2 separate regions of the Homo sapiens genome follow, and region 1 is linked to region 2. Evidence: chromatin loops called from intact Hi-C (ENCODE). Cell type or tissue: A673. All regions are shown on one strand. Links, peaks and the distances in the headings refer to the core of each region. The heading gives the core; the rest is flanking DNA.

The links. Peaks named below come from ENCODE experiments on the same cell type or tissue, not always from the same donor. Only the 100,000 strongest peaks of a DNase experiment are listed, where the experiment ranks them.
Region 1: it touches region 2 in a loop (17-fold over the local background); 2 of 110 quality-filtered maps call a loop at or near these places.

The regions. Positions count from the first base shown.
Region 1 is chr15:97,060,096-97,076,247 of GRCh38, forward strand. It overlaps LOC105371004 (a long non-coding RNA gene), which reads right to left. Exons shown (of 5, transcript XR_932683.2): 3 at 13,375-13,483; 4 at 12,405-12,681; 5 at 10,970-11,271. Among named protein-coding and RNA genes, the nearest start is that of LINC02253, 170 kb to the right of the region's middle. In A673, for the core only: CTCF peaks have their summits at 6,761 and 8,931 (motif pointing right); DNase peaks (open chromatin) are centred at 7,156, 7,536, 8,096, 8,236 and 3 weaker places; H3K27ac peaks cover 6,787 bases.
Region 2 is chr15:96,829,348-96,845,499 of GRCh38, forward strand. It overlaps the pseudogene RN7SKP181. Among named protein-coding and RNA genes, the nearest start is that of SPATA8, 54 kb to the left of the region's middle. In A673, for the core only: no CTCF peak of the experiment used is centred there; DNase peaks (open chromatin) are centred at 8,094, 8,424 and 8,954; H3K27ac peaks cover 5,476 bases.

The DNA of each region.
Region 1 (16,152 bases), core at 3,745-11,744, 230 kb after region 2:
CAAAATTAAGCCTTCATGGGTGTCTAAGGTGACAATTGTTCATTGTTGTTTCAAATTGGCTGTTGCCATCTTGCTTTGCCCAATGTCTAAGAAGAACACATGCATATAAAGCCTTCAAATGAAAGGATTTGTCAAGCTTAATCCTCTTCAGTTCGCTGTTGTAGAACTACTCTGTTGAAATTACTCTCCTGTGGCTCAAGCTTGGTTTCACTATATTTAATCAAACTACTTTAAAAAATATTCATTTTTCCTGTTCTACAAATTATGACACAATGATGTGATCCAACCACAGCTTTTGAAATACAAATGCTTACATGAATTAATGCTGACATGAATTTGCACCTTACGAGCAAAATAAAAAATTGTCTTGCTAAACGGTAGGGAGACTCATACGTTCTGTCTGGTTTGCAAAGCTGTTACTTTGTTGTTGTTATTACTGTAAAGATCTTATGAAAGTGATGTTTTCTGTGAATGCTAATTTCTTTAATAAAATATTACAATAGGAGAACAAGTTATAAATGAGAATTCGACAAAAAGGCCTCGTTCCTGTAATGAAGACATAACCCATGCCCTTCTTGGTATTGTGAGTCAAGTTTCAGCATTGATTACACCACAGAAGAACATCACAAAGTGAATTGCTGAGCAGATTGAATGTTCTGAACTTTTTGCTTTTTTAATTTTGTCATGAATTCAGATCTCCTAAAACTCTTGATCACAGACTCTGTAGGGAAAATGGCATGTTAGGTTGCTTGTCCCCTGAAGCAAATGAGAAAGATGTTCTATTTTTTTTTGCGCCCTTAAAGGAGCCCTGATTTCCTGACAGTGTGTTTGATTCTTTTTTGCAAGCATTCCAAGCTCAAGAACTAACTCAGTGTACCCAGCTTAACAAAAATCAGTCTGTATTCATGAATTTCTGGGCCTTTCAAGTGCAGTGGGCTGCAAGATCTTAACCAGGGACATTACACTTACATTGAAATAGTGCAGATGGTTTTCCACTTAAGTACCTGGCAGGGAACGTGGAGCCTATCCCTCTCTTTCTGTTTCCTTAGTTGAGTAGCAAAACCAATAGCAAAAGACACTATTTTGGCTTTATTTTGGGCTATCACTCTACTTGTAGAAAGACCCTGGGGAATTCCTGAGTAGAAAAACTAGGATGAGATCACAGAGTTCCCTGGTCACCGATCTTCTGGGAATAAGAGTTTTCATATTCAACTGTTGACAAGCAACTATCCGCAGTGACTAGACAGACACCTAAGGCTTTCTGCTTTAACAATCTCTGAGAGTGCTCTGAGGCTGAAACTTAAATTCTGCTGTTAAAAATAGGTTCTTTTGAATTACAAATTTCTTTCCCTACACAAATACAAACATCTTTTAAATTCAACAAGCTACTCTCACTCATAGTGTGTCAACATGAAGCTGCCTCAGATCTTGTTGAAGGTCTGGTGGAGGGCATGGGTGAGGGTGATTTTCTTGGAGGGTGGAGGGGTGGGGTCTGGGCAAGGATCACTCCCCCATTGGAGGAGGCAGGACAGAGCAGCACTTCAAAGCCTCAGCTCAGAAGGCAACAAGCAACTAAACTTAAACCTGTCTCCTCCACGTATGTTCTTTGGTGTCGGCAAGTCTCTCAACCTTCCTTAACTGGCATTTTCTCCTCTTTTTCTTATCCATCCATATTCTCATGACTTTATATCATATTTGATTGCAGGAAACCAGTAAGTTTTTTTTTTTTTAAGTTTTGATCTGACCCATGATCCCCAAACTCCTATATCCAAAAGTTCTATCCACATCTCTCCTTAGACTCATTCCTTCATTTATTTTTTTCATTCGTTGTTAAATATCCACAATCTGCCATCCACTGTACCGGGCATTAGAGGCTTTATAGTGAACAACACAAAATACTTGTCCTTGTAGTATGCACATTCTAATGGGGGACATAAAAAACAAACAAACAAATAGAAATCTAACGTAATTTCAAAAAGGGATATATTCTAAGAAAAAATTGAAGTGAAACTAGAAAGAGAAAGTGACTGAGCATGGCATTTGGGTTAATGTGTCAGGAAGCAGAGATCTGAATTAAGCAGGAGGAAGCCCGCTATCTAATGGGTATCACAAATGGAGCATGTTGAGAAGGGCACTTGTGATTCACTGGCTCCCCAACTTTCTCCTCCCTCCACACCTAAACCACCTCCTCTTCTGGTTTTCTCATCTCAGTCAATGACAGTACTCTTTGCATGTAGGTTGAGGCCTCGAAATCTAGGAATCTGTGTTGATTCTTCTTTCACCATTACCCACTCCCCTTGAAAACCGTTCACTGGCATCTGCACTTTAATACAGTCCCTGAGAAGTAGGCTAACATTAAGACACCATCTGAGTGAGGAGTAACTGATGCTTGGTGGAGTTATGTGACTTGCCCAGGGTTATACAACTAGTCAACCATGACCCAAGGCTCACTTGGAGTCAGACCTTCTGACAACCTTTTTTTGTTTGTTTGTTTTGTTTTGTTTTATTTTTTAACCACTCTGACTCTGAAGGAGACCAGCAAAACAGATAAGAAAGAGCAGTCAGTTTCCTGTATGGGCATATTTTGTTTTATTGCACTTTGTTTTATTGTACTTCATAGATATTGCATGCTTTACATATTGAAAGTTTGTGGCAAATGTGCATGGAACAAGTCTATTGACACCATTTTTCCAATATCATGTGCTCGCTTAATGTCTCTGTGTCAGATTTTGGTAATTATAATATTTAAATTTTTTCTTTATTATTATATATGTTATGATGATCTGCAGTTAGTGAGTTTTACTGCTACTGTTGCAGCTGTTTTGCAGCACCACCAACTGCACCCATAGAAGGCAGCAAACTTAATAAATGTGTGTGTTCTGAGTGTTCCAGCAATAGACTGTTTTCCTGTCTGTCTCCCACTTCTTGGGTCTCTCTGTTCTCTCAGACACAACAAGATAGAAATGAGGACAGTTAATAACCCTACAATGGCTCTAAGTGTTCAAGTGAAGAGTCACAGACCTTTTAAATAAAACACTAGAAATGAATAAGATTAGTGAAGAAGTCATGTTGAAAGCCAAAATAGGCTGAAAGCTAGGCCTTTTGTGCCAGTTAGCCACATTGTGAATGTGAAGAAAACGGTCCCGAAGAAAATTAAAAGTGCTACTCTGGTGAACACAAAAATGAAAACAAGTGAAAAAGACTTATTGCTGATATGGAGAAAGTTTCAGTGGCATAGATAGAAGATTAAACTAGTCAGAACATTCCCTTATGCCAAAGCCTAATTCAGAGAAAGACTCTATCTCTCTTTAATTTTATGAAGGCTGGAGAGAGGTAAGAAGGCTGTAGAAGAAAAGTTTGCAGATAGCAGAGCTTGGTTCATGAGGTTTAAGGAAACAAGCCATCTCCATAACATAAAAGTGCAAGGCGAAGCAGCAAGTGCTGATGTAGACACTTAAGTAAGTTATCTAGAAGATCTAGCTAAGACTACTGATCTGGGACTTCATTAGCTACAGAAGAGAAGTCAATTCCTGGCTTCAAAGCTTCAAAAGACAGGCTGACTCTCATGTGAGGAGCGAATGCAGCTAGTGACTTTAAGTTGAAACCGATGCTCATTTACCATGCAGAAAATGCTAGAGCCATGAATAATTATGCTAAGACTACTCTGCCTATGCCCTCTAAATGAAAAAAACAAGGACTGGGTGACAGTAAATCTGTTTATAGCATGGTTTATTGAATATTTTAAGTCCACTGTTAAGACCTAGTCTTCAGAAAAAAAAAAAAATTCCTTTCAAAATTTTCCTGCTCATTGACAATGTACCTGGTCACCTTAGAGCTTTGATGAAGATATACTTGGAGATTAATGTTGTTGTCATGCCTGCTAGTCTAACATTCATTCTACATCCCATGGATCGAGCAGTAATTTCAACTTTCAATTCATATTATTTAAAAAATACCTTCTGTAAGCCTACAGCTGCCACAGATAGTGATTCCTTTGATGGATCTGGGCAAAGTAAATGGAAAATCTTCTGGAAAAGGATTCATCATTGTAGATGCCAATAAGAACATTTGTGATTCATGAGAGGAAGTCAAAATGTCAACATTAACAGGAGTTTGGAAGAAGTTGATTTCAACACTCATGGATGACTTTGAAGGGTTAAAGACTTTAGTGGAGGAAGTAACTGAAGATGTGGTGGAAATAGCAAGAGAGTGGGAATTAGATGTGAAGATGTGAAGGCTGAAGATGTGACAGATTTGCTGCATTCTCATTCTAAAACTTGAATGGATGAGGAGTTGCTTCTTATGGGTGAGCAAAGAAAGTGGTTTCTGGAGATGGAATGTTCTCCTGGTGAAGACGTTGTGAACATTGTTGAAACGACAACCAGTGATTTAGAATATTATATAAATTTAGTTGATATGGCAGTGGCAGGCTTTGAGCGGTTGGCTCTGGTTTTGAAAGAAGTTCTACTGTGGGTAAAATGCTATTAAACAGTATCACATACTGCAGAGAAATCTCTCATGAACAGAAGAGTCAATCAGTGGGGCAATTTTAATTGTTGTCTTAAGGAATTACCACAGCCATATTACCTTCAGCAACCACTACCCTGATAATCGATAGCCATCAACATCAAAGGAAACCCTCTTCTAGCAAAAAGATTATAATTTGCCAAAGGCTCAGATGATCATTAGTATGTTTTAGCAATAAAGTATTTTTAATTAAGGTATGTACTTTTTTATAGACATAATGCTATCACATACTTAATAGACCTACAGTGTTTAAAAAAAGTTTAAATATAACTTTTATATGCACTGGGAAACCAACAGTCATGTGACTTGCTTTATTGTGATATTAGCTTTATTAGAGAACCAAACCTGCAACATCTCCAAGGGATGCTGTATTTGTTCCACCACCAAAAAGTTCCCATGACTCAGTAACTTTCTCTTACCTTTCCTGACAATTTTTACCCAAAGTTGGGCTTTATTTTCCATTTGCAATTACTAAGCAAGTCTGTATTCTGCCACATGCTTTCCCCTATGTTACTTTTCAAGTACTCCCTCATCATTCCATGTCCCTGTTAACATAGCCACATAACAAGTCTCTAAATGATAAAGAACAAGTCTTCCTACATATATAGTGTTGGTGTTCAATAAATGTTTTCTACTGTTAAATATAGATTTTATCCTTTGCTGATGTCATAAACAAGGACTCATGAAAAAATTAAATCATGGTAAAGCAAAATGAGCAACTGAATAACCATGAATATTTTACAAATTGGGAAGTGAAAGGGATCATTGAAAAGCTGAAGGATGGGTAGGTTCTGGTTGATGATGATGAGAAAAAAGGATAATTAAATAAATAGGTCTCAAAGATGACCACAGATATATCATTTGTGGGTCAGACTGACATGGCAAGGGCAAAGGGTTCTTATTGTGGGTGTGTTTATGTACCAACTATTTATCAAGTGCTTACCATATGTCATATACTCTACTGGCATATTCAATGGTGACTGAAGTAAACATGGTCTTCTTCTTATGCAGTTGACAGGCTCGCAAAAGATAGAGAAGTTAACAAACAGCACTGGTGTAGCAGGGGAAGTAAAATATGATGGGAGTTTCCACAGGGAACATCTCACTACTTCTGGAGAATACAGGATCAAGAGGCTCTTGGAAGGAAATTCTATTTGATCATTTTATTTGAAGAATAATGAATGGAAGATCAAGTCTTGAAAATCTAGGTAAACTAGACTGGGTGATGCTAGAAAAACGTGATGACTGAAAGAGGAGAGGAGGAAGAAAATAAGTGGAGACGGACGAGGAGGAGGAAGAGAATGGGGGGAGAAGTTTATTTGGGGGTGAAATGAAGACATTACTTGAGAATATACAACAGGAACCCAAAATAGGGAGTGTCTTTGGTGGACATTTGTAAAAACGAAATGGTCTCACGTAGGAAGCTCATGTCTGGCCATAGATGTGAGAACCTGTGTCCAACTTTATGCTCCTGATGATCCAACTAACCAGCCTTTCTTCTGTAAAACTTCCTACCAGTTTCTGCTGTACCACTGTCCCCTCTTCATTCTCCTCCTATTTCTTTCTTTCTTTATTTTTTTAACTATCATTTGTCACTTGTTCCATCTTCTCCTACCCTTTCAAAAAACTACAGCATTTCCTCAAAATGTGCCTTTGGTCCTGTACTCCTTCATCAAATTCATCTAAACTCTTGTTATTTGCCATCATTTTTGTGCAAATTAAGCTTCTCAAAATGTATTCTGGTTGGGGATGGGGAGGAGAGGCTGACCTATGTACTTTGGAAATGAGCAGAGTCCATGAAACTAAAGTGAAAAGAAAGTGTACATAAGCCCTGTGCTTCAGTGAGAAGGCGGTTTCACTGAGGTGTCGACTAACAATTCTAATACCACGAAAAATGTCTGCTGATGTTGGGCAATTAAGTAAATGAATAGCAATGGTGACAGCCAGATTTCTCCTGTTAGAGTGGGACTTTACAGATAAGCAAGGAGAGGAAGCTAGGATGACCCACGTGATCATGAATTAGAATTGGACACATCAGTATAAAGTCATGTTTACTTAATATAGACACAGATGGTTACATATAAAATATTTATAGATCTGTATGTGTACTTGGGTTAGTATACACACACATATTTCCTTGCTCTGTTATCTAGGAGGACTTAGAAGCAAGGCCATTCCAGTGGCAATGGCCACATCTAGTGCCCAGATAAAAAGGAACCAGGGATCCTCAGAGAAAGGACTGATTCTAAGCCCAGGGCAAGAAATATGCAAGATGATCCTGAAGCATCTTGCAGTGGCAGAAGGTAAGAAAGTGCTAAGAAACAAAACTGAGCAACTAAAGAAACAAACCAGCTCTACACACAATGATGAACGTTAACATCAATATGATCAGTCATATTGATAATATATACCCTTGATGTGATGAGAATGACATTTTACCTTTGTGGTCTTCCTTCCAAAGACACATAATCCCAGTCTAACCATGAGAAAAACTTCAGACAAATCCCAAAAGACTGACTTTCTACAAAATTCCTAACCAGTCCTCCTTAATTAGTCAATGTCATAAAAAAACAGTGAAAGTCTAAGAATCTCTAACAGTCAAAATGAGCCTAAGGGGACATGACAACTGATCGTAATGCAGTATCCTGCATGAGATCCTGGAACAGAAAAAGGACATTAAGTAAGAACTAAGGAAATCTGAATGAATTATGGACTTTAGTGAATAAGAACATATAATTATTGGCTCATCAATTTAAAAAAATGTACCATAGTTATGCAAGATGTTAATAATAGAACTGGGTGCAGGGTATATGGAAACCTTTCATAGTATCTTCACAATTTTCTGCAAATCTAAAACAATTTTTTAAAGTTTATTTTAAAATTTAAGTTTCCCATTCCAACTTCTTCCATGAGCACAGACCCACATTTTAAGTGCCTGCTGGACTGCTCCAGTGGAATGCTGGGTGGGTGTCTCAAATCAAGTACTTCAAAATTCAAACTCATCTTTTTGAGCATAACATTAAGTAGGCATCACGATTCCTTCTTTCCTTCCTTCCTTCCTTCCTTCCTCCCTCCCTCCCTCCCACTCACCCTTCCTCCCTCCCTCCCTCCCTGCCTTCTTTCTTTTTTTTTTTCTTTGACGGAGTCTCGCTCTGTCACCCAGGCTGGAGTGCAGTGGAGCGATCTCGGCTCACTGTAACCTCCACCTCCCGGGTTCAAGCGATTCTCCTGCCTCAGCCTCCCGAGTAGCTGGGACTACAGGCGTGCCACAACGCCCAGCTAATTTTTTGTACTTTAGTAGAGATGGGGTTGTTAGCTAGGATGGTCTCAAACTCCTGACCTCAGGTGATCTGCCCACCTCAGCCTCCCAAAGTGCTGGGATTACAGGCGTGAGCTACCACGCCTGGCGACGTCATGCTTTCTTGACCTTTGCTGTAGGCACCACACCATTGTTTTACGAGTCAATCAGTGTGGAAACTTGGCAATCATTGTTCAGTCCTTCCTTTAAGCCCATCAACATCAGAAATATGTATTCTATTTCAATAGTCACTTTTGGATTTATCCCCTCTTTTTGATTATCACAGTCCCCATTGGTATTCAAATACCCATAGATTTTTTTAAGTTATTTTTAAGGACTTCAAAAATGCTCCTTCTGTTACTTCCCCCAATATATCTCATTGTCTAATTAGTGCTACTAAACCATAATTCCTATCATGCATTCTTCTAAATAATAGAAAGTAGCTGCTCACTGCATGACATAGTCAGTTAAAATGTCTTAGCTTGGCATTTAAGGCCCGTTGTGATATTATGATATATCCTTCTCTCTCTTTTTCTTTTTCTTTTCTTTCTTTCTTTCTCTTTCTTTTTCTTTCTTTTTTCTTTCTTTTTCTTTCTTTTTTTCTTTCTCTTCTTTCTCTCTTTTTCTTTCTTCTTTCTCTCTCTTTTCCCTTCCTTCCTTCCTTCCTCTCTTTTCTTTTCTTTTTCCCCTCCCTTTTCTTCCCTTTTCTTTTCTTTTCTTTGTCTCGCTCTGTTGCCCAGGTTGGAGTACAATGGCGAGATCTCAGCTCACTGCAACCTCCGCCTCCCAGTTTCAAGCGATTCTCGTGCCTCAGCTTCTCGAGTAACTGGGATTATAGCGGCATGCTACCATGCCTGACTAATTTTTGTATTTTTATTAGAGACAGGGTTTCACCATGTTGTCCAGGCTGGTCTCGAACTCCTCCTGACCTCAGGTGATCTGCCCACCTTGGCCTTCCAAAGTTCTGGAATTACAGGAGTGAACCACCACGCCCAGCCCATCTTTCTTTTCTTATCTGTTTCCCTATTTCTCTACACAAGCATCTCAGGCTCACTCTTGCCACATTACACCAGGTGTCAGTGTCTCATGGACTATCGTACCTCCCCAGAGACTGTAAAAGTCCATCTGTGTGCCTCCTATCTGTCATGTATGTGTCATGCATTCTTGCTGCAGCATGAATAGGTAAACTCACCCTTTCTCTATTTCTGGCAAACCTCCTCATTGATTTTATACTCATACTTCTTCACTTATATTATCCTCTCCTCCTAATTCTGGCTTTCAAAATTTAACTCATCCTTTACCATCTACCTTGGAGATACAAGCAGTTTAGTAGAGTGGCTAAAAACATGGATGTTGGGTTAAGACTGCCCTAGGTTTAAACTCTGGTATTGCATTTTAACATTAGCAAACCTATTTTCTTTTTTCTTTTTTCTTTTTTTTTTTGAGACAGTGTCCTGTTCTGTCACCCAGGCTGGAGTGCAATGCTGCAATCTCGGCTCACTGCAACCTCCAACTCCCAGGTTCAAGCGATACTCTTGCCTCAGCCTCCCGAGTAGCTGGGATTACAGGCGACCACCACCACGCCTAGCTATTTTTTTTGTATTTTTAGTAGAGATGGGGTTTCGCCATGTTGGCCAGGCTGGTCTCAAACTCCTGACTTTAGGTGATCTGTCCGCCTCAGCGTCCCGAAGTGCTGGGATTACAGGCATGAGCCACCATGCCTGGCTAGCAAACCCATTTTCTAAGTTTCTAATTTCTCACTGGTGAAATGGGGATTTGGTTGGAATTATGTGAAACAAAATATTCATTGTAAGTTCTAAGAACATAACAAGTCTTTAAATTTTACTGTAAAATTTTTGTTCATAGGTTGTCTTTTTAGGAAATATGGCCTATGGTCTCCTCCCCTACCCTGCCCCATCAGTTGATTCTCCATGATCTTTTTGTTTGTGTCTTCTGCATACAACTTTTCAATTTCCCTTTGCACCATGGTCATTTTATCCTTGTACGACACTGAGCAATAACCCAACCTCTCTTATGTCTTTGTTTCCTTCTCTGCACAATGAGGATAATGATAGTGACTCTGTCAAAGGATTCCTTAAAGATTAAATGAGTTCATGTGTATGGAGCACTTAGAATGGCCTGTAATTAGTGCTAAATAAGTGTTTTCAGTTATTATATCATTATTATCATTTCATCTGCCAAGACAGCAGGCATTGAGACTTATTTATCTTTATATTTCCTGCAGTGACCAGAAAAAGACATGCTATGAATATAGTAAGTGTTCAATGAAGGCAAAGTGGAACGGAATCTGATGTAGCCTTTGTGAATGGACATAGTGCTTTTTGTCTCTGGGGAGGAAAATACAGATCAATAGAACCAATGACTGAGACCATGGACAATTACTGTGCAGAGAATGTGAGGAAGAATACACACTGAAGAAGGAGTGATGCAGAAAGAAGAGAATAAGGATAAAGTTACCAGGACCAAAAGTGCTGAGAATGAGTTGCATTAAATAATGCAGTTGTAATTGGTGCCTGATGAATAAATGAACAACACTAATGTAACTTCATGCATACTCATAGAAACATTCCCCCACAGAATAGGTTGTCAGATAACATTATGCAATATATATATGTATATATATGTGTATATGTATATATATGTATGTGTATAGATACATATATATGTATGTGTATATATGTGTGTGTGTATATACATATATGTGTATATATATGTATATATGTGTATATATGTGTATGTATGTGTGTGTATATATATATATTTAGATGGAGTCTCGCTCTCTCGCTCAGGCTGGAGTGCAGTGGTGCGATCTTGGCTCACTGCAAGCCCCGCCTCCCAGGTTCACGCCATTCTCCTGCCTCAGCCTCCTGAGTAGCTGAGACTACAGGCGCTGGCCACCACGCCTAATTTTTTTTGTATTTTTAGTAGAGACGGGGTTTCACCATGTTAGGCAGGATGGTCTCAAACTCCTGACCTTGTGATCTGCCCGCCTCAGCTGCCCAAAGTGCTGGGATTACAGGCGTGAGCCACCACGCCTGGCCAATATTATGCAATACATTAATGTGGAACATGGCAACGTTAGGGAAAGTCTCCCAAATTATAAGCCGAAGTAAAGTCTTCACATGAAGTATGACTTGATTTTATTTAATCATTTGGTTATTTTCATTTAACTTGGGTGATTAAATAACTCATATTTGAAGTACTGGTGTAAGCAATGCTGATGTGTTGTAGAAACCCTGCACAGTACCTGCATCCTTCCAAAAGTAAACATAAAATTAAATAGCTTGTCATCTATTAGTGATCATCTTTCTGTTGGGTAATACATGCTGTAATGGACAATCCAGAAGTGTTCTAATGGATCTTGAATTTTATTTCTTCTTGTTTTTATTATCTTCTATCTGTGACATTTGAACCAGGATAATAGCCTAAAACATAATTGCAATAGACCTTGTAAATTAGAAATGTGACACACATATTTCCATTTTTGGAAAAAGAATGAAAGTGTGTTTGAGTGGCTTTTTGTTTTATCTTTCAACAAGTTAGAATCTAGAAATCTGTATACCCTCCTGTATTTGTCATGTCTGGTAAGTCATTGGCATGTTCCAAATTCAGAGGAAGAACCTACATTTTCTCAAACCATTTAAGAAGAGGCAAGGTTATTATCTGAAAAATCCAAGCCAGATATGGAACCAGCTTCAGACTGCCCCGAAAGAGGTGACGTGAAGAGCCCCATTACTTTCATGGGCTTGACCTGATCCCTCATAAAACTTTCCTCTGTGATTTCTCAGTATAATATGAATCCTGTAGGCACCCTGAAAGGGAAATGAAACTCTTCCAGCTTGTATTTAAACTTGACCCCAAAGCATATATGTTTCCTGTTCTCATAAACCCAATGCCACCATAGTATTCATGACTCAAGATCAGGGCAGTGACAAAGCGTGATTTGTTACTGGTGATGACATCATTGTCATCACCGACAGCATCATGGACCGTCTTAGCATCTCCTTTGCAGGGGAGCACACCAGCCACTCCAGGGAACAGGTAGACATATGGGCCCTGTTAGTAGTTTGCCAAGGTCCTATGAGAGGCAGAATCTAAAATGATTTGGTTTTCCCGGAGCTGCTTTTGTGAGGTAGTGCCTTGAACAACCAGATAACAGGGCTATTAAAAGTCAGGTCATACTTGTAGGGCATCATGTTTCTCATTCAGCAGTTCTACCCCTGGACATGAGAGAGGTCTATGGGTTGGGTTTTGGATTTTGAGTTTATCTATAATACCTAATACCTAACTTCTTTTTTTTCTTTCCTCCCCCACTGGTTCTGTACAAAGTAAGTATAGAAGAAAAAGGGGTGGGCAGGTCTTGGAGAATTGCAGCAGCCGAAGGTAGCTCACTGCATTCTAGGGTCTCACCATTAGCTTCTGCCCCCACTGCCCCATTTCCAGAATACGGGGTTCCAGGTGAGGACATTGGGTGCTGGGCAGAAGACATTAGCCCCAAGAGGCAACATCACTTCATTTTAAAAGTTAGTCCGTCCACCTTCCCAGCAAGGGTGCTTACCACGGGCTCCCTCAGAGAAGATTTTGAAGTGAGGTGGTTAGCAATTTCCCTTTCTTCCTTCGTTCCTGGTGCATCCCATCGCCACCCCCACTCCCACTCCATCTCCTTGTGGCAGCCTGGGCCAAGTTTGTTGCTTGCAGCAGAAAGACTCAAACGTTTTCGTGATCCAACTGTTTTCAAACAGTCTCGGTTCCTGTGAGCCTTACCAGCTGTGACTAATAGCCAAGAGAAGGGAGAAAGAAGCTTCTCGGGCCTGCAGGCTTCAGACAGGCAGGCTCTGGGGGAAACAAGAGAAAGCCATTAACTAACCACGGTGTTATCTTGATTCTCTCAGAGAAAGGAGCCAGGGACGCCTAATGAACTAGCCTTAACGTTTCAAACTGAATGTGCCTCTGGGAGCTCTGCTAGAACAAACAGTGTGACAGATCAATGCTTGGTTCCTATATCAAGAGAAAAGGTTATTCGCTCCTCTAAGGAATTAGAGGATTAGTATATCTCTATGATATACTTTCTCTCCTTTTAAAATGTAACTTTTCTTAGCATGTGAAGGTATGAGTAGTGCAAAGTGGATGGGAGGGCGTGCCTATGTGTGGAAGCGTTTAAACATACTGGTTTTAAAGTTCATTACTACAGGAGGTACTGCTGTAAGATATAATAGCTTTTCTTTTTTTACACTTTCAATTTTTTTTTTGTTGTCCTTGCTCCATGCCAGGTAGACATTTCAAATAAAATCATACAGCCTTCAATTCCTGAGCCCCAGACTGAGACAGGGGTCAAGGTGCAGGCCTGCAAAGCTCACCTTTGCAGTTCAAAAATTCCCCTTGTGGCTACTAGCTGGAGATTTTCAAAAGGTGACCAGGTTTTCTAGCCTAATCCTCCAAACTGTTCATTTTCTGGGAAGCTTAACTGCATCAGTTATCATTTTGAAGAATTTCTTGATATGAAGCGATGTAAAATATAAAATTCTTACCTTGTCAGTCAGTAATGGCTGAGATTGGAGTGTGCTTTGTAAGTGTCCCTTGTGAGGGTGACTGTGGGGAATACCAATTGTATTCTTGTAGCAAACTGGTCTTAGGTTCCTAAATTTAAAAAGAAAGAAGAAAAAAAAAAAAAAAAAAGAAAGGAAAGAGAAAGTAGTTTGAATCAATGCCCCAGTTCAGGAAGCCTGATTTCAGGTCAGATTCACACATGAATTCTGCTTATCTTTTTTTAAAGTTAATTTTATTTTTAATTGACCAATAATAACTTTCATTTGAGGCCAGGTGCAATGGCTTAAGCCTGTAATCCTGGCACTTTGGGAGGCTGAGGCAGGTGGATCACCTGAGGTCAGGAGTTCAAGACGAGCCTGACCAATATGGTGAAACCCTCTCTCTACTAAAAATACAAAAATTAGCCAGGCACGGTGGTGCATGCCTATAATCCTAGTTACTTGGGAGGCTGAGGCAGGAGAATTACTTGAACCCAGGAAGCAGAGGTTGCAGTGAGCCGAGATTGCACCATTGCACTCCAGCCTGGGCAATAGAGTGGGACTCCATCTCAAAAAAACAAAAAACAAACCTTACATTTTAATTAGGTTGTAGAGACTTTGGGGGGTAATAATTTTTAGGGAGCAGGGTATCTTCTAATTGTAGTACTTTGGCAATTTGTCTTCAGTAAACAAATGTGAGAGCAGGTTCTTTCTCTTCCCTTTACCTCATTCTCTCTTAGATTCCCAAGTGCACTTTTAGAATCACAACCTAAGCTGAGTTCTCCAAATGTGAGAGGCAGTTACCTATGAGTACATACAGCAGCCCTCTTTCCTGCCTCTTATCCATTGACATACCCACCTATGTTGCAAAGCTAATTTCCGGAGAGTAGTATAATCTGCAGTCAATATTTCTGCGAAAGCTTACTACTTCAAAGCCTTAAAAAGTGCATACTTTGGTCCAGCAAGTACCATTCCAATAATTTTTCTGAGAAAATAATCAAGGATACATGCAGAACTTCACCTACAGGAATATTCATTGCAATAGTAATAATGTGAGAATATGCACTTCCAAACTGATTGTCGTATCCCTACCCATATTAGGAAATCATTGTCCTAAAAAGTTTCTTTTTCTTTTACTTAATACTATGTGTTTGCTAAAAAAAACCCAAAAAAACAGTTCTTTGTATAAAATTAAAAAGCGGGAAATTTAGGTAAATCTCACATGAATTATTATAGTGCATTAGACTGCTCAGTCTGCCATAACGAAATACTACAAATTGGGTGGTTTAATAACAAATGTATTTCTCATGGTTCTGGAGGATGGAAAGCCCATGACATAACATTCCATGGATATAATGTAACTCATATTTATGGATGTAATATTACAAAACATATTGCAAAATCTGAGCTGGCAAGGTAGGTTTCATTCTGATGTCTCTTCTCTGGACTTGTAGGTGGCCGCCATCTTTCTGTATGCTAAGATGATGTTTTTATGCATGCTGGATTGGGGGAGAGGGAGAAAGAGAGAAAGGGAGTGTGCTCTCTGGAACTCTCCGGTGTGTCTTCTAATAAGGGCACTAATTCTATTGGATCAGGGCCCCACTCTTATGACCTCATTTAACCTTACTTCCTTAGAGGCCCAATCTCCAAATATTGATACATTGGGGGTTAGGGTTTCAATATATAAGTCTTGCGGGGACACAAACATTCAATCCATAATATAGAGTTTTCTAGTTAGTGGAAGTTTGTACTCATAAAATATTCTTTACATAAAAATTTCAAAGACATTTCACTGAGTATCACATAAGATTGCATAGTTAGGCCATAGAAACTTTACACCAGTAGCCTGAAGAAAGTTCTTCTGTTGCTTCCACACACCATCAGTATGCCAGGGCTTTACCCTTAAATGGCTGAGCCACCAGAAACAAGGCCCATTGCCTTTCTGTATCTTCATTTCTCCATCTTTAAAGAGAGGGGATTAAACCAGATGTGTTCTTACATTTCTTTAAGCTCTAATTTTCATGCTTCTGTGACTATTTTTTGTAGTTGAATGTTCTCACACCCATGATACCACTGTCGGAAATGACAATGTTATAAATAACATATTTTACAAAATTTATAGTTATAAAAATTGCATACAAAATAATTTATGCATGTGTTCTTATTTTCTCACCAGGTTCATTTATACAAATCATTCTGGATTGTTGTTAGCTTTCAACAGAATAAAATATATACAATTTTTTATAGTTTGACCCTTGAGGTTAGAAGCCCAAGGAATGAAATATAACTGAAATTTAAAGGAGAAATTGAATCCATATTTATAATTTCAGCAAAAACAGGAATAAGGAGGAACATTCCAGGGATATAATGTAACTCATATTTATGGATGTAATATTATAAAACATATTTCAAAATCTGAGTTTTATCAATACTCTTTATATAATATTTATTACCTAGTAATTTCCTCCATATACACCATAAAACACTGATAGTTTTGTCTGATGAGATCCAAGTACCAATTATATAAACAAGTTGATAAGGACATAAAAGTAAAAGAAAAGAAAAGTATAAATAGCAGATTTTACTTCAACCGGCTTTGAAAAATCTCAAAAGTTAAAGGTTATCAACTTTGGTTTGACTTTTGGGTTCTTTTTTAGTCAACAGATTTATAAAAGAACAAACCACTGCCGAGTACATTGAGGGAGATGAAACAATCAGCCTCAGAAGGGGAGCGATGCAGTAGGGGGTGAAATCATCCCTGGAGTGGAATCTAGAAAACGT
Region 2 (16,152 bases), core at 4,241-12,240:
ATAGCCTTGAGACAAGACAGTAAAGGTGTACTGTTGCTCCTAACAAGTGAAAGCAAACTGCTTCTGGTGGTCCTTACAAATTGGTATAGAGAAAAAAAAGTGTCAGGTGTTGGGAGATGTATTGGCTTACCCTGATAAATAATTAATATCTGGAGCAACTGCTATAATTGGTTAACCTTATAACATTAATTAAAATCCACCATTATTCTCCAATATCCTTTTGCTCTGGCCCAGTGACAGAGTTAAATAGAGATAGGGATCTCTATTTCCTGTCTCTATTTAGGAATCTAAATAGAGGTAGGAATCTATCTGTATCTTTCAAATATTTCTTAATGACAGTGATTCCTATAATTCCCTGAGTGGTAATATTTTTGCTTTACCATCATGAGGAAGAAAATAATTCCAACCTCTCTTGGGTATTTGTACTGTAATAACTTTACTGGTTGTCTGGCCCTTACTTGAGCTGTTGCTTTACAACACAGGACTTGTTGTTTTTTTTTTCTTGTAAACTCTTCCATGCATTTGAAAGCAGCCAACCCACCATGTAATTCTTGTGGTCATTATTACTATAATAACAGTAAGCACATCAGCTACTTGGTCTTCCAAAGCACTTGCTTCAAAAGGTGCTTCACTCTATGCAAACAAAGATGATAATTTAATTCATCCCACTGTCACTGCATGACAGGGATCAGCAGTATCCTATTTTTCACTGGCTGTGCTCATGTGCAAAGACATAACCAAATCAATCCTAGAATATCTCCTTTGAGTGTCTTATTCATGGTACCAAGTACTGTTTTTTCCAGGGTCTTACAGGAAAAGAGAAACCAAACCAAATATTTGAATAGAGCTTATTGAAATTGGCTGTACAGGTTTTGTAGTAGGAGGAGGCAAAAAGAAAAGAAAAAGAGAAGAAAAGAACACCGAAGAAACCAAGATAACGAACGGAGCCATCAATCACTTCTAGGGCTGAGTGAACAAAGAGAAGTGTTGAACTTCAAGAACAAGGAGCTTGGACGAGGAGCCCCACTGAGCATGACTAGTTGGTGCTGATACCTTGGAGAAGGTTTGATAACACTGGTTCTGAGAATGCCTGAAGAAGCTGGAGGCTGGAAATAACTGCTGCCAGGAAGCTCAACTGGTACTACAATGGTAGCTGTCAGAAGTCCCTTCTGTCGTCTCTCTCATTCCAATTTTCCTGTAGTGCCTCATATTGACAGAATCCATCAAAAAGCCAGCTAAGAAAGGAATCTTGGAAAGGCAGTTCACAGCGTCTCAATGCCAACATTACAGGGCAAAATATAGAAGGAGCTAAGAGATCATACATGAATAATTGGCACATGTGGACATTTCTTATTTTCTCATATTGGTGGTATGGCTCATTTATGAAGTTAATACTGGACATTGTGGGGAGGCTGTGTAAGAAGTGTTAAAGGGGATCAGGGATACATTCACTTCTCTTTTCCTTTGCTAGTTCTGTGGTCTTAAGCAAAGTAGCCTCAAACATCAGTTTCCTCTTTTATAAAATGAGGAAAATAATACTCATTACCTTGCATGCATGATATAATGATTACATAACATACATGTGTGTAAAGTGCTTAGTATCATGATTGATACATGGAAAGAATTCTCTTATTTGGGTTATTAATTGAGAAAACTCCTTACAATTTTCTTTTCTTTTCTTTTCTTTTCTTTGAGACTGAGTCTTGCTCAGTCGCCCAGGCTGGAGTGCAATGGCGTGATCTCGGCTCACTTCAATCTCCACCTCCTGGGTTCAAGTGATTCTCCTGTTTCAGCCTCCAGAGTAGCTGGGATTACAGGTGCCTACCACCACACCCAGCTAATTTTTTGTATTTTAGTAGAGACGGGGTTTCACCATGTTGCCCAGGCTGGTCTTGATCTCCTGAGCTCAGGTAATACACCTGCATCGGCCTCCCAAAGTGCTAGGATTGCAGGCGTGAATCACCGCACCTGTCCACAATTTTCTTGTTATTGGTACCCTTTCATGTTGGTAAAATGTATTTTATTTTCTCTTATCAAATAATTTTCAATGCAATGAGACGTCAACTTTAAGCCCAAAGTAGACCAGTAGTAAAACTAAGGCTGAAACCATTGATTGATTATTACCATATATTGTCCTAAAATATTCGGCTTTTAAAACATTTGGTTTCATTTTTCATGATAAAAATATGTAGCATTTTTGCACTTTTAATTCACTTTGTAGAGTTCTCAATCATTTCTAACACATGCTTGGCAATGACAAGCCATTTGTGAAAGAGTTTTGCTGGCTTTAAAATATATGCAAATGTAATATATTACAATCGTTACACAAGAAACTAGCCCAGTAAAGCTGGTGTTTTTTAAATCCCCCTGTGCATAGCAATCCCTCTTATAAAGAGGCCTAAATACACTTGTGAATTGCCTTCCAAGTATTTGCTTAAACTAACACATAATTGTGAAACTTAATAATTTTCATGTGTGAAGGCCCTGTTAGGCATCTGAGATGGAAAACCTTCACAGGACTCACTCAATTCCAAGCTGACTCTGCCTCATGCTTATCTTCCCCAAAGTTGTGGATCAATAACATTTTCTTCTCTCTCTAGAAGAGCGTCAAGAAAAGACGGTAGGCCTGAATCTGGAGTTTGGGTTGTGGTTGGCAAGGCAGTGGCTAAATAGTGCTAAGATGTAAAAAGCATTCATTGGTCATCTAACATACCCTCTGAACTACACTATCATTTAGCTAAAGAGGAAATTAAGAGTTTATTCTGGAAATCTAGGAGTTGAGCAAGCTAACATATCTGCAGCCAGAAAAAGCTAGTTCTCAGGTGACATAAATACATTTCTAATGTCTTTAAATTGTGACAAAAATTAGTCAGGCATGGTGGTGCACTCCTGTAGTCCCAGCTACTCTGGAGGCTGAAGCAGGAGGACACTTGAGTCTGGGAGGCAGAGGTTTCAGTGAACCGAAATTGTGCCACTGCACTCCAGCACTCCAGCCTGGGTGACAGAAGAGGGAAACTCCATCTGAAAAAATAAAATAAAATAAAATAAAATAAAATAAAATAAAATAAAATAAAGAATTCACTTAGACATATTCAGTGATCAGGAAATTAACACTTTTTGGCAGGTAGTATGAGACAGGTTACCCCAGGTCCTTGGAGGTCTGATTCTCACCTTGCTAAGGAATTCAGGACAGAGAGCTTTACAGATATCTCTGAGTTTACCCACTTGACTCAAAAAAAATCCAAAATCTTTTTTAATCAACTTTCCTGGGGCAAAGTGGTGGGAGTTTTAAGGCAGTTTGATGTATTATCTTCTCAACCAAAACCTGTACTGTTTCAAGGTTACAAATTCTGGTCGCATACATTATTATTTACATTTCCATACCCATATTTTGGATGAGTGCTAATATCATTTTCTCAAATAATCTAATTTTATCCACTATTGCAGAAGAGGAAGGAAGAGGAGAAGGACTGTGTGAAACATGATCTCCTGCTTAACACTATATATTTACATGAACATACATCCATGTATAAAAATCCATGCATGGATTAAGAAGTCATAGCATTTGCACTCCCCAAATCATTACATTGAATAATCCAGAGCTGTATTACATGCCAAGGAGTTTACCTGTCTTACTTTTTGTTTGTTTGCATGTGTAATCATTTTCTGCATTGAAATGAGCTGATCTCCAATTGGCCCGTGACTCTATTGTCTATTAACGTGGTGAAATGTTGTCATTTGTGTTTATCCCTGTAGTCAGCAAACCAGCCTGTCTGCCATCATATAGAAGAGACGTTCTAATGAGTCACCAGTTTCCTCATCAAAATGGCAGCTTGTGGAGACGTTTCTCAGAGAAGCAACCTCAGCTCATCTCACCTTTCTCTTGATTTTTGACACTTTCAACTACTTTCCCAATACTGTTAAAAGGAAACTACATCTATAATTGGAGGAAGAGGTGAAAAGAGATTAAAACAGGAACTGCGTTCAAGAAATGGGGTTTCTGCCTATATAGCACTCATTAGTTCCTTTCCTTAGTTCCATTTTTCCGTAACATGGAATAATTTAGAATAAGGAAATCATGCATTAGGAGACAGAAAGGTTATCTCTCAAATCCTTACAATGCCATTTGCCTTTACCAAATGCAAAGTTTACTGATTTTTGAGCTTCCTGTCTACATTTGGGTACGCTCACATTTCTCCTTTAGCTGTGCCTCCGTCATTCTTTTAAGACAGCTCCTTTGTGGCCTTCTCTCTTGGAGTTAAGCCTTAATGATTTGTTCCGACTTTTCATCTCTGCCATGAAAAATTCCCACCCTCAGCCTGCAGCAGGCCTGACTCCTTTCTAGTGTCATCTGTGTACGGGGCAGATTGTAGGCCCTTCTTGTTTTTTTATCTGGTAGAATAATTCAGATGTCTTTAAAGCAAATGCACCAATAAGGCTTGCTTTTGTCAAGAAATAGCCAGAAACCCACAAAGGTCTATTATTCTTTCTTACCTACTTGAAGGGAAAAATCAGTCTACTATTCCATGAACCCCACCAGACCCACCCCTGCATCAAGGCTTTTTGTGTTTGCTGTCCTCAATACCTGGACTTTTCCTTCCCTTGATAACTAAATTACAAGCTAACCAATGCATGCCCCATCCTTCTTATCTTAAAGCAATTTTATCCCTCCGAGAAACTCAAAATTTACTTATTTACTGCATTTATCATCTGTCTGCCTCCATTGGATTAAAAGTTTAGGTTCCTCCTTGCCGCCATTTTGGTTTTGTTTTCTGCTGTATCCCCAAGTTCCTGGAGCAGTGTCGGACACAACACAGCATTTTTCCGTAGGGGTGTGAAATGGGGGGAGTAGTTGATCCTTTCCCTTTAGCCTGTATTCCTCTTCAGCTCCATCCTTACCATCTTGTCCTGTCTTCCTCATAGCTACCTCAGGTAGCTCAGAAAGTATTATACATTCCCAATTTACTCCAGACCCTGTGGAGAGGTGTCGGTAGCTTTCTAGAACTGCCTCTGTTAACGATCAATGATGTCTTGCATAAATGTCTGTTGAACGCCTGTTTTACCAAAATGCTGTGGAGCCCTGAGGTGGAAGGGCAGATACACACCCACAAGCATAAGTCTCTTCTTTCAAGGAATCTAGAAACAGAGAGACAGGCACTGCGAATGGACTAGGGCCCCAACATGGTCATTGTTCCCCCCACCGCCCACATTAAATATGGTACATGGAAATGGAACATTCAAGTCAAAAAGCTCTTGAGCACATTCAGCCTAAAGTTCTAATTCATAATTAATCAGAATGCCGATTTATCGTAACATTACAGATTAAAAGTATTGTTAATGCATCACTTTTAAAATTTCATTTATTTCTGCCTTTTTTTTTGATATGGAGTCTTGCTCTATTGCCCAGGCTGGAATGCAGTGGTGCGATCTCGGCTCACTGCAAGTTCTGCCTCCCGGGTTCATGCCATTCTCCTGCCTCAGCCTCCTGAGTAGCTGGGACCACAGGCACCCGCCACCACGCCCGGCTAATTGTTTTGTATTTTTTTAGTAGAGACGGGGTTTCACCATGTTAGCCAGGATGGCCTTGATCTCCTGACCTCGTGATCTGCCTGCCTCGGCCTCCCAAAGTGTTGGGATTACAGGCGTGAGCCACCGCGCCTGGCCTATTTTTGCCTTTTATTTTAAAACATTTGTTTCTTGGGTATAGCATTTTCTCAGGACGTTTCCCAGCTTTCCATTCTCTTCAGACTGTGCATTTTACCCTGTTAGGATTTTCCCTTAAGTCAATTCCTAGGCTTTATGTCACATAATTAGATAAATCAATTAAAACCACATACTTCTTGTTATTTTGCTAGTTCAACTTATGGTATTGCATGCAAAATATGTTGTTATGAGAAAGTGTTAATAATTTTTCTTGCATTATATGTGTTTTCTAACGTGCTATATTTTCTAAACATAGGCATGGACTCATTGTTCTCTATTAAGCATTATAATTATTTCTGTATTAAATTTAATATATTTTTCTTACATTTACTTTTGAGTTGTGTCCATCACATTTACATTTGCAGTTTACATAATTGTAATAGAGTTCAACCAAATAAAGATTTAGATTTGCATTACTTTTAGGTATTCTTAGTTTAAAGCATGCATGGTTTTCTAAACTATCTTTTTCCTACCTCAGCTAGTTTCCTGCCTTGACCAAATAGAGTACATTATGCGGCCAGTCATCAAAATTGAATGACCTTTTCCTTTGGAAAACTGTCTGAGAAAATATGTACACATATATTTCGGGCAAGTTATTAAACCTGACAGTAAAAACAAAATATTATTTCTAAACAAATACCTTAGCCTGCTGCCATCTATATGACACTCCAAGACACACCTATTTGTAAGACTCTATTTTCTATGCTTCAAATTACTCTGAAATTACAGTCTACACAACTGATTATCAGATAGAAATATTGAAACAGAGATAAAGTATTTTTCATACTCCTCCAAACCTGATGAACCAAGAGATTTTTCCTCTGCTCTTAAGTCTATCATTTCTCTCAGATTAAACAGCTAAATTGAGCCACCTGTGAAGAAAACAATGTGATTTATTTCCAGTAAAGGTAATTCCCATTCTGATAAGCTCAGCCTAAAAGCAGAAGCCTCTTAAGCCACTTTCTTCAGCTAAGCAATTTCTGATTGGCTTTCTATTTTCAGAATTGCACCTCACCTCTGAGTCTTGGGGATCACAGTGGATTTTCAGGGTCTATTTGGATGTTGCACATTTTTACTTGCTGTTAAATTTCAATTAAACGGGCATTGTTCCTTTCTACTAGAAATTTTCTATCAATGCCATGATAGCTGCCTAGTAGATGGCATCCATGCTCTATCCATGGTGCGCCGTAGAAAAATACAGTAGACTAATAGACTCAAAAGCTGAAGAAGTTAAAAATATAGGCTCTCTAAACCATGAAAAACAGGTTAACATTTCTTCTATTTTCAGACACATGCAATTCAGAGGGAGTTTTGATAAAGGTTATTTTATAAAATCAAATTATTTGTAAAAGATAATGATTTAGAGATAATTTATTAAACTTATTAAAATTGAGTCATCAAAACCTTTTTGATAAGCATTTTTAATTTAACTAAAGGCTGTATTTAAATTATTGAAGATCGCTTCTGTGCTTGAATGCACTTTGGCTGATTGTAATTTGGGCTGGTTCTTTCAGATGAATCATAATATGCTCTTTATTATTTTGTGGTATGTAGAATGGTTTAACAGTATTTAAACTGAAATAGTGGCAATATAGTTTTTTATAATCAACTATGTGTACGTGTGCACATCTACATATATGCATATGATTAGAATGATAATATTTCTACCATATTCTAGAAAGATGAGATCATAAAAAAATGTGGTGAGGAATGTACTTCACTGAGACAAGTTTTGTGACAATTTGGTTATATTTTACTGGCTAGAATGAATTTTGGTCCCCTGATTTCAACTCTGTTATTATTAATTTTTTTCTTATTCTATCAATATTAAATCAAAATTATATTACTTATCCTCAGATTTCAGGATGCATAAAAGTGTATAGTAGGAGGGTTAATGTCTCGTAACCCTCAAAGTAGCACTGGTAGGTGGGCATTAAGCATCTTTATTTCACATTATTTAAGGAACTAACACAAAACATTTCTAAAAGTTTCATGAATGTAAATATTCAGTTTAATATTTTAAATAAGTGTCCAAAAACAGAAGAATGTTTAATAAATTATGCTTTAATGAGGGACTTATGTAGCTTTTAAAAATGATGCTTGCAAAGAGTTTTCTGCAACATAAGTCAATGCTGTTTCATTAAAAAAGAAATATACCAAATACATGTCAAGAATTGCCTCAGTCATGCCAAAACATGTGCTTAAGAAACAATGGGATCTCAGCCAGGTGTGGTGGCTCATGCCTATAATCCTAGCACTTTGAGAGGCTGAGGTTGGGGGATTGCCTGAGCTCAGAGTTCGAGACCAGCCTGGGCAACACGGTGAAACCCCGTCTCTACTAAAATACAAAAGAAATTAATCGGGCGTGGCGGCATGTGCCTGTAGTCCCAGCTACTCAGGGGGGCGCTGAGGCAGGAGAATTGCTTAAACCTGGGAGGCGGAGGTTGCAGTGAGCTGAGATTGTGCCACTGCACTCCAGCCTGGGTGACAGAACGAGACTCCGTCTCTACAAAAAAAAGGAAGGAAGGAAGGAAGGAAGGAAGGAAGGAAGGAAGGAAGGAAGGAAGGAAGGAAGGAAGCTCATGTAATTGTTAATTGTGGTAACCTCTAGACAGTTTCCGATTTTTTTTTTAGCTTTACTTGTGTTTTCTAAATTTTCTCCATAATTATCCATCACTTTTATTGTTGAATAAAATCTGTGAAAATATAACTTTTATTGTCTTTTCTATAAGGAACCACTGAGCTTACAGAGATTTTGTAGTATTCAGATACCTGGGGATGGTGATGAGGGACGGGACTAGAATACTGCAGTACAAGATTATTCTTAGATCCCTTATGGCCATATCAACCTATTCCGTGACGTTTTCTAGCTGGCAGTTCATCAGCATATTGATTTTAAAGTTTTATTGACTCTTGCTAGGCAAGCTGTAAGCTCTTTCTGTAAGCCATCAGTCCCTCTGCTCTTCACTCTTTGGCTTTGATTGAGCTATTGAATGTTCCTTATGTGAGGCCAGGTCACATCGGTGAGATCTCTAGCCTCTGAAGAATTCAAATGTCCAGCTATCTGCAATGTCTTAAACTTTGCAAATCCCCATACTTTTATGTAGATGTAAATTCTGCAGGCACTAACTTTTCTGAAATTGAGTCCTGCTCCTCACTCCATAACTTGGCTCATACTCTTCCCATTTGCAAAGCCCTCTCCATCTGTTCACTAAGCAGACATTTCTTGGAGCTTCAATCATGAGTCAGGCCCTGGGCTCCCAGCTGAGGTTGCAAAGATGATAAAGCCAGTCTCATGAGGAAAATGACACAATCATGATACTGGCTGAATGGAAAAAGTGGGAAAAAAGTATTATGGGAATTAGAAGTGAGGGTAATTAATCTCTCCAAAAATGTTGAACAAGGACCAATATAGTGGTAGGGAAGATTTATAATTAGCCCTGAAAGATGAATAAGTGGGAAAGAAAGAAAGGCCTCCAATCAGAGGAAACCATGTACAAAGAGCAGGAGGTGAAAGAGGGTAGGCCATGTAGCATAAAAAGTACAGCACTGGAAATCCCCAGAGTATATGGCACCAGTTATTTTGTGAAATATATATTTGGTCTTCATCCCATTTGCTGCCATGCAACTCCTAAAATCCTTGGAATCGCCAAAGTACTGTCTTGTTGTATGCTAATGTTGACTGAGAGCTTCAGGGCGGGGCTTGTCAAGGGAAAGACAGAGGCATGGTTGGAGGATTGGAGCTTTCAGCCCAACCTGCCCTCAGTGTCCTTGGTGGGGAGAGGGGCTAAAGGTCAAGTTCATCACTGAGAGCCATTAAACCAATGGTTTAAGCAATCATGCTTATGTAATCGGGCCTCCATAAAAACCCAAGAGGACAGGATTCAGAGAACTTCTGGATATCTGAACATGTGGAGGTTCCTGGATGGTGGCATACCCAAGGAGGACATGGAAGCTCAGGACCTTGCCCTATGCATCTCTTAATCTGTGTCCTTTGTAATATCCTTTGTATTAAACCAGTAAGCATAAGTAAATGTTTCCCTGAGTTCTGTGAGCTGCTCCAGCAAACTAAGTTAGGGTCATGGGAACCATAACTTTAAGCTGATCAGTCAGAAGTTCTTGAGGTCTGGACTTGTGACTGGTGTCTGAAGTCAGGGACAGTCTTGGGGACTGAGTCCTCAATGTGTGGGATCTGATGCTATCTCCAGGTGGATAACGTGGGAAGTGAACTGGAGGATGCCTAGTTCATGTCCCCTGCAGAATTGACTGCTTGCCTGCTGGTGGGAAGGAATCTCCAGATATTTTGGGGTCACGGAAGTCTTCTGTGTTGACTGTTGTTGTGTTGGTATGAAAGATTTTCCAAGGTCGTGCCTGTGAAGGAGCAGAGCTCAGGGTGAAAAGGTAGGTGAGCACTCAAGCTGGAGGGCTCTGAATGTCTGCTCAGATCTCGATGTGGCGCATGTATGCGGGAGCTGGGGATTCTGAGAGCATCAATTCAACAGAGGCTGTAAAAGTGTCCACACACATGAAAAGGTGCTCCCACATCACTGATCATTCAGGAAATGCAAATCAAAATCACAATGAGATATCACCTCACTTCCATTAAGATGGTTACTACTAAAAAAAATCCCCAAACAAAAAACATACGTGTCAGTGAGGATGTGGAGAAATTGGAACCCTCATGTACTATTGTTGTTAATGTAAAATGATGAAGTTGCTACAGAAAACAGTATGGCAGTTTCTAAAAAATTACCCATAGATTTAACATATGATCCAGCAATTCCACTTCTGAGTATATACACAAAAGAAATGAAAGCAGTGACTTGAGAGATATTTGTATGCCAATATTCAGAGCAGTATTAATCACAGTAGCCAAAATGTGGAAGTCACTCAAGTGTCCATGGATAGGTGAATGAATAGACAAAATGTGATATATACATGCAATAGAGTATTATGCAGACTTAAAAAACAAAAAAATCTTGACACATGCTACAACATGGATAGACCTTAAGAATATTATGCTAAGTGAAATAAGCCAGAAACAAAAAGGTAAATACTGTATGATTACACTTACTTGAGGTACATAGAATAGTCAAATTCATAGAGACAGAAAGTAGAACGGTGGTTTCCTGGGGTGGGGGAAGGGAGAAATGAGAAATTAGTGTTTAATGGATGCAGACTTTCAGTTACTCAAGATGAAAAAAGGTTCTGGAGATGAATGGTAGCGATGGTAGCATGATAATGGAAATGCACTCAACATTACTAAATGGTATGCTTAGAAATGCTTATGATAGTAAATTATATGTTATATGCATTTTACCACAGTTTAAAAAAGTATCTTCATGTTTAAGTAAATATGGCTATATTATATAATAAATGCCAACTTAGCTTGAGTTTTTAACGTAAAACTTGAGAATATAAAGAAATTTTACGAGGCATCACTCCCTGTGTCCGCAAAGCCTGTGGAGTCTCTCATTTAATCCTGTCCAGTATTAGCTTTTATTAGTGGACAGTTTTGAGAAACCCTATTAGGGGACTTGGACTTTATCCCATGTCAATTTTGTACCAATGATAGGTTTTAAGTTTTTAGCAGGGAAATGACATTATCAGACTTATGTTTTGAAATGTGATGGGAGGAGAACTAATGGGAAGAAAATGTTGCTGGAAACCAGGCAGGTATGGAGCAAAGCCCCATAAGTGAAAATGCAGGTAAACCTTGTTTTATTATGCTTCACAGACATTGCATTTTTATTTTATGACTTTATTTTTTTACAAATTGAAGGTTTGTGGTAACCCTGCTCAAAGCAAGTCTATCAGCACCATTTTTCCCACAGCATATGCTCACTTCACGCCTCTGTGACACAAATATTTCAAACTTTATTATTATTATATCTGTTATAGCACTGTGATCAGTGATCTTTGATGTGACTTTGTAATTGTTTTGGAGCACCATAAGCCATGCCCATATAAGACAGCACACTTAATTAATAAACGTGTAGGTTCTTATTGCTACACTGAACATTCTCTGTCTCTCTTTTTCTCCTTGGATCTCCCGATATCCTGCAATGCAACATATTGAAGTTAGGCCAATTAATAACCTACAATGGCCCCTAAGCGTTCGGGTGGAAGGAAGAGTTCAATGTCTCTCACTTTAAGTCAAAATCTAGAAATAATTAAGCTTAGTGAAAAAGATATGTTCAAAGCTGAGATAGCTTGTAAGCGTGATGGGCTGAAAGCTGGCCTCTTGCATCAAATAGCCAAGTTGTGAATGCAAATAGAAAGTTTTTGAAGGAAATTTAAAGTGCCACTGGTGAACATATGAATGTTAAGAAAACAAGATAGCCTTGTTAATAATGTGAAGAAAGTTATTGTGGTCTGGATAGGAGATCAAACCAGCCACAAAATTCTCTTAAGACAAAGCCTAATCCAGAGCAGGGCACTAATTGTCATTAATTCTGTAATGGCTGAGAGAGGTGAGGAAACCACAAAGGAAAAGTCTGAAGCTTGGAGGGGTTGGTTAATGAGGTTTAAGAAAAGAAGCTGCCTCCATACCACAAAAGTGCAAGGTGAAGCATCAAGTGCTCACGTAGAAGCTGCAGCAAGATATTCAGAAGATCTAGCTGAGATCATGGATGAAGATGGCTTCACTAAACAACAGATTTCCAATATAGACAAAACAGCCTTCTGTTGGAAGAAGACGCCATCTAGGACTTTTATAGTTAGAGAGGATAAGTCAATGCCGGCTTTAAAACTTTAAGGGACAGGCTGACTCTCTTGAAAAGGGCTAATGAAGCTGGTGACTTTAAGTTGAAATCAGTGTGTATTTACCATTCAGAAGATACTGGGGCCCTTAAAAGTTATGCTAAATCTACTTTACTTATGCTTTATAAATGGAACAATAAAGGCTAGATGACAGTATATCAGTTTATAGCATGATTTACTGAATATTTTAAGCCCACTGTTGAGACCTACTGCTCAGAAAAAAAAAAAAGGTTCTTTCAAAATATTACTGCTCATTGGATGTGAGGGCAATCTGGCTGCAACATCTCTCACCCCATTGATTGCCAAGGTTGATTCTGTGATCTGGCTGGCTAGACGGGTGTTGCCTTCCTCCCTTACCACTCTGTGTGTGTCCTTCCTGAAGCTGTACATTCGGATGAAGAGGACGACCATCCCCAATAGAGGAAGACCAGTCTTCAGTCATGGATATAAGATTAGCTGCACTCCCCTGCTAGAACTTCCAAACAGGTTTTCAAAATATTACTACTCATTGACAATGCACCTGGTCACCCAAGAGCTCTGATGGAGATGTAGAAGAAGATTAATGTTGTTGCCATGCCTGCTAACACATCTATTCTGTAGCCCATGGATTAAGCAGTGATAGTGACTTTCAAGTCTCATTATTTAAATACGTACATTTTGTAAGGCTATTACTATCATAAACAGTGATTCCTCTGATGCATCTGGGCAAAGTAAACTGAAAACCTTCTGGAAAGGATTCACCATTCTATATGCCATTAGGAGCATTCATGATTCATGGGAAGAGCTGAAAATATCCACATTAACAGGGGTTTGAAAGAAACTTATTCCTACTCTTATGGATGACTTTGAGGGGTTTAAGTTATCTGTGGAGGAAGTAACTGTAGATGTGGTAGAAATAGTAAAAGAACTAGACTTAGAAGTGGAGGCTGAAGATGGGACTGAATTGTTGAGTGCATAAGAAGTTGCTTCTGGCTGGGCACAGTGGTTCATGCCTGTAATCCAAGCACTTTGGGAGGCCGAGACGGGTGGATCACCTGAGGTCAGGAGTTCAAGACCAGCCTGACCAACATGGAGAAACCCTGTCTCCACTAAAAATACAAAATTAGCCGGGTGTGGTGGTGCATGCCTGTAATCCCAGCTACGCAGGAGGCTGAGGCAGGAGAAGTGCTTGATCCTGGGAGGCGGAGTTTGCAGTGAGCAGAGATCGCATGATTACACTCCAGCCTGGGCAACAAGAGCAAGACTCTGTCTCAAAACAAACAAACAAACAAACAAACAAACTTTGCTTCTAATGGATGAGCAAAGAACGTGGTTTCCTGAGATGGAATCTACTCCTGATGAAGATGCTGTGAGCATTGTTCAAATGACAACCAAGAATTTAGGATATTACATAAACATAATTGATTAAGCAGTGTGTGGTTTGTGAGAATTGACTCCAATTTTGAAAGAAGTTCTACTATGAAGTAACAAGCTATCCAACAGCATCATATGCTACAGAGAAATATTTTTATGATGAGGTAAACTTCATTGTTATCTTTTTTTTTTTTAAGATATGGCCACAGCCACTCTAACCTTCATCAATAACAACACTGATCTGTCAGCAGCCACAACCATCAAGGCAAGGTTATTACAATTGGGCTATTATAATATTCCAGGTAAGAGATGATGATTTCTGGAAAAAAAGATTATGACTGGGAAAAAGATTACCACCTCCTGAAGCCTCAGATGATGATTAGCATTTTTTAAGCAAAAAGGTACTTTTAGTTAATTTATTTTTATTTTTAATTTTTTTTGGGGGGGACAGAGTCTCGGTTCAGTGCAGCCTCTGCCTCCCAGGTTCAAGCAATTCTCCTGCCTCAGCCTCCCCCAAGTAGCTGGGACCACAGGCATGTGCCACCACTTCTGGCTAATTTTTTATTTTTAGTGGAGAAGGGGTTTCATCATATTGGCCAGGCTGGTCTCAAACTCCTGACCTCAAGTGATCTGCCTGCCTTGGCCTCCCAAAATGCTGGGATTACAGGTGTGAGCCACTGTAACCAGCATTAATTAATTTTTAAATTAATTTAATCTAATGTTCTTCTTTTTAGACACACTGCCATTGCACACGTAAGTATACACTTAAGTATGTATATATTTATAGTATATACAAAACTTTTGTGTGTACTGGGAAACCAAAAAATTTCTGTGACTTGCTGTTCCAATATCTGCTTGATTGTGGTGGCCTGGAACTGAATCTGCAGTCTCTCTGGTGTCTTGTGTATCTCATGTGCTTCAGGAACAGCACGTAGGCCACAGCAGTGGATGTGCAGAGATGTGGATAAGGCAGGGAGAAAATCAAGTTGGAGAAGGAGTCTGGAGCCAGCAAATAGAGGGAGTTGAAGGTCCACGTCAAGGATTTTAGATTTTATTCTATGTATATTGGAAGGCATTTGAGGTGGTGGGGAGGGGAGAAACTCCTGACTTTTTACCAGAAACCCGACGCTCGTCATCGCCATCTTCACTTTCTGATGCTCTTATATTCAGTCACAATTCTGGTTTATGTGACTCATTCAATATCGCTCACATTTGTGTATTTCCAGCAACCATCATCTCTTGCCTCAGATATTATAATAGCCCAATTATAATAACCGTCTCATTCACTGTTCATTCTGCAGCAAAACCTGATTGTGTTTAAAACCTCTCAATGGCTCTCCACTGCTGAAGTTGACCAGACTCAAGCTGGCATTCTTGCTGGGTCCTATCACCCTGACCACCTCACTGTCCCTTCAGTTTCTTCTGTCCCCTCTCTCTTTCTGTGCTTCATCCTATTGACCTTTTTTTCTATTATTCAAAGAAGAAATAGTCCTTCTTGTCTCTAGGCCCTTTTCCTTTTGCCTCTTCTTCCTACAATTTTGCTGTAATGCATCTCCCAAATATCAGCTTAAATGTCTCTTTCTCAGGAAAATGTCCTGGACTCTCCAGAAAGACCCAGATCCCTCTCCAATACGCTGATAGCACTTTGCACTGCTTCTTCATGAAATTCACCAGAATTGTAATTCATGGATAATTGCTTTCTTATTTGTTTAATGCCTGTCTTCCCTGTAGCACTCTAAGCTTCCCAAGTGCCGGGAATATCCATCTTTAGCCTTGTATTCTCGTTGCCTGCTCCAGAGCCCGATACACAGCAGGCCTTTGATACATACTTACTATATATTTACTGAATGACTACATCGCTCAGTGAATGCACTGTTGGAATCTGATAGCACTTCTGGTGCTGGCACATGGTGGCAGTCGATTTCATGTCCTCTTTCATTTGATCGAAATTTCAGTTTACCAAGGGAAAGAAGCTCTTTTATTCCCCACCACATCTGGCACCATTGAGTAGGCATGGAGCTTGGACTTGATCCCTTGGAAGAGTCACATCACCTAATTAGACCAATCCTGGCTAGAAGTAGAATTGGGTTACTATTGAAAGCACAATGAATGAATGAGGGCCCATCGATTATCCATTTTAGAATCCCCTTTGGCATTCAATACTCCTTGTCCCTCAGTCTCAAAACTTTACCTCTCCTCAGATTTTTCTATCTGACCAGTAATTCTCTATCTACATCTTAAATACAGGCATTCTCCAGAAGCTTCTCCTCAGATCCCTCTGTTCCCCTCCCCTCAGGCTATGAAACACTAGCTCTAAATAGGTGTGTGGCCCCC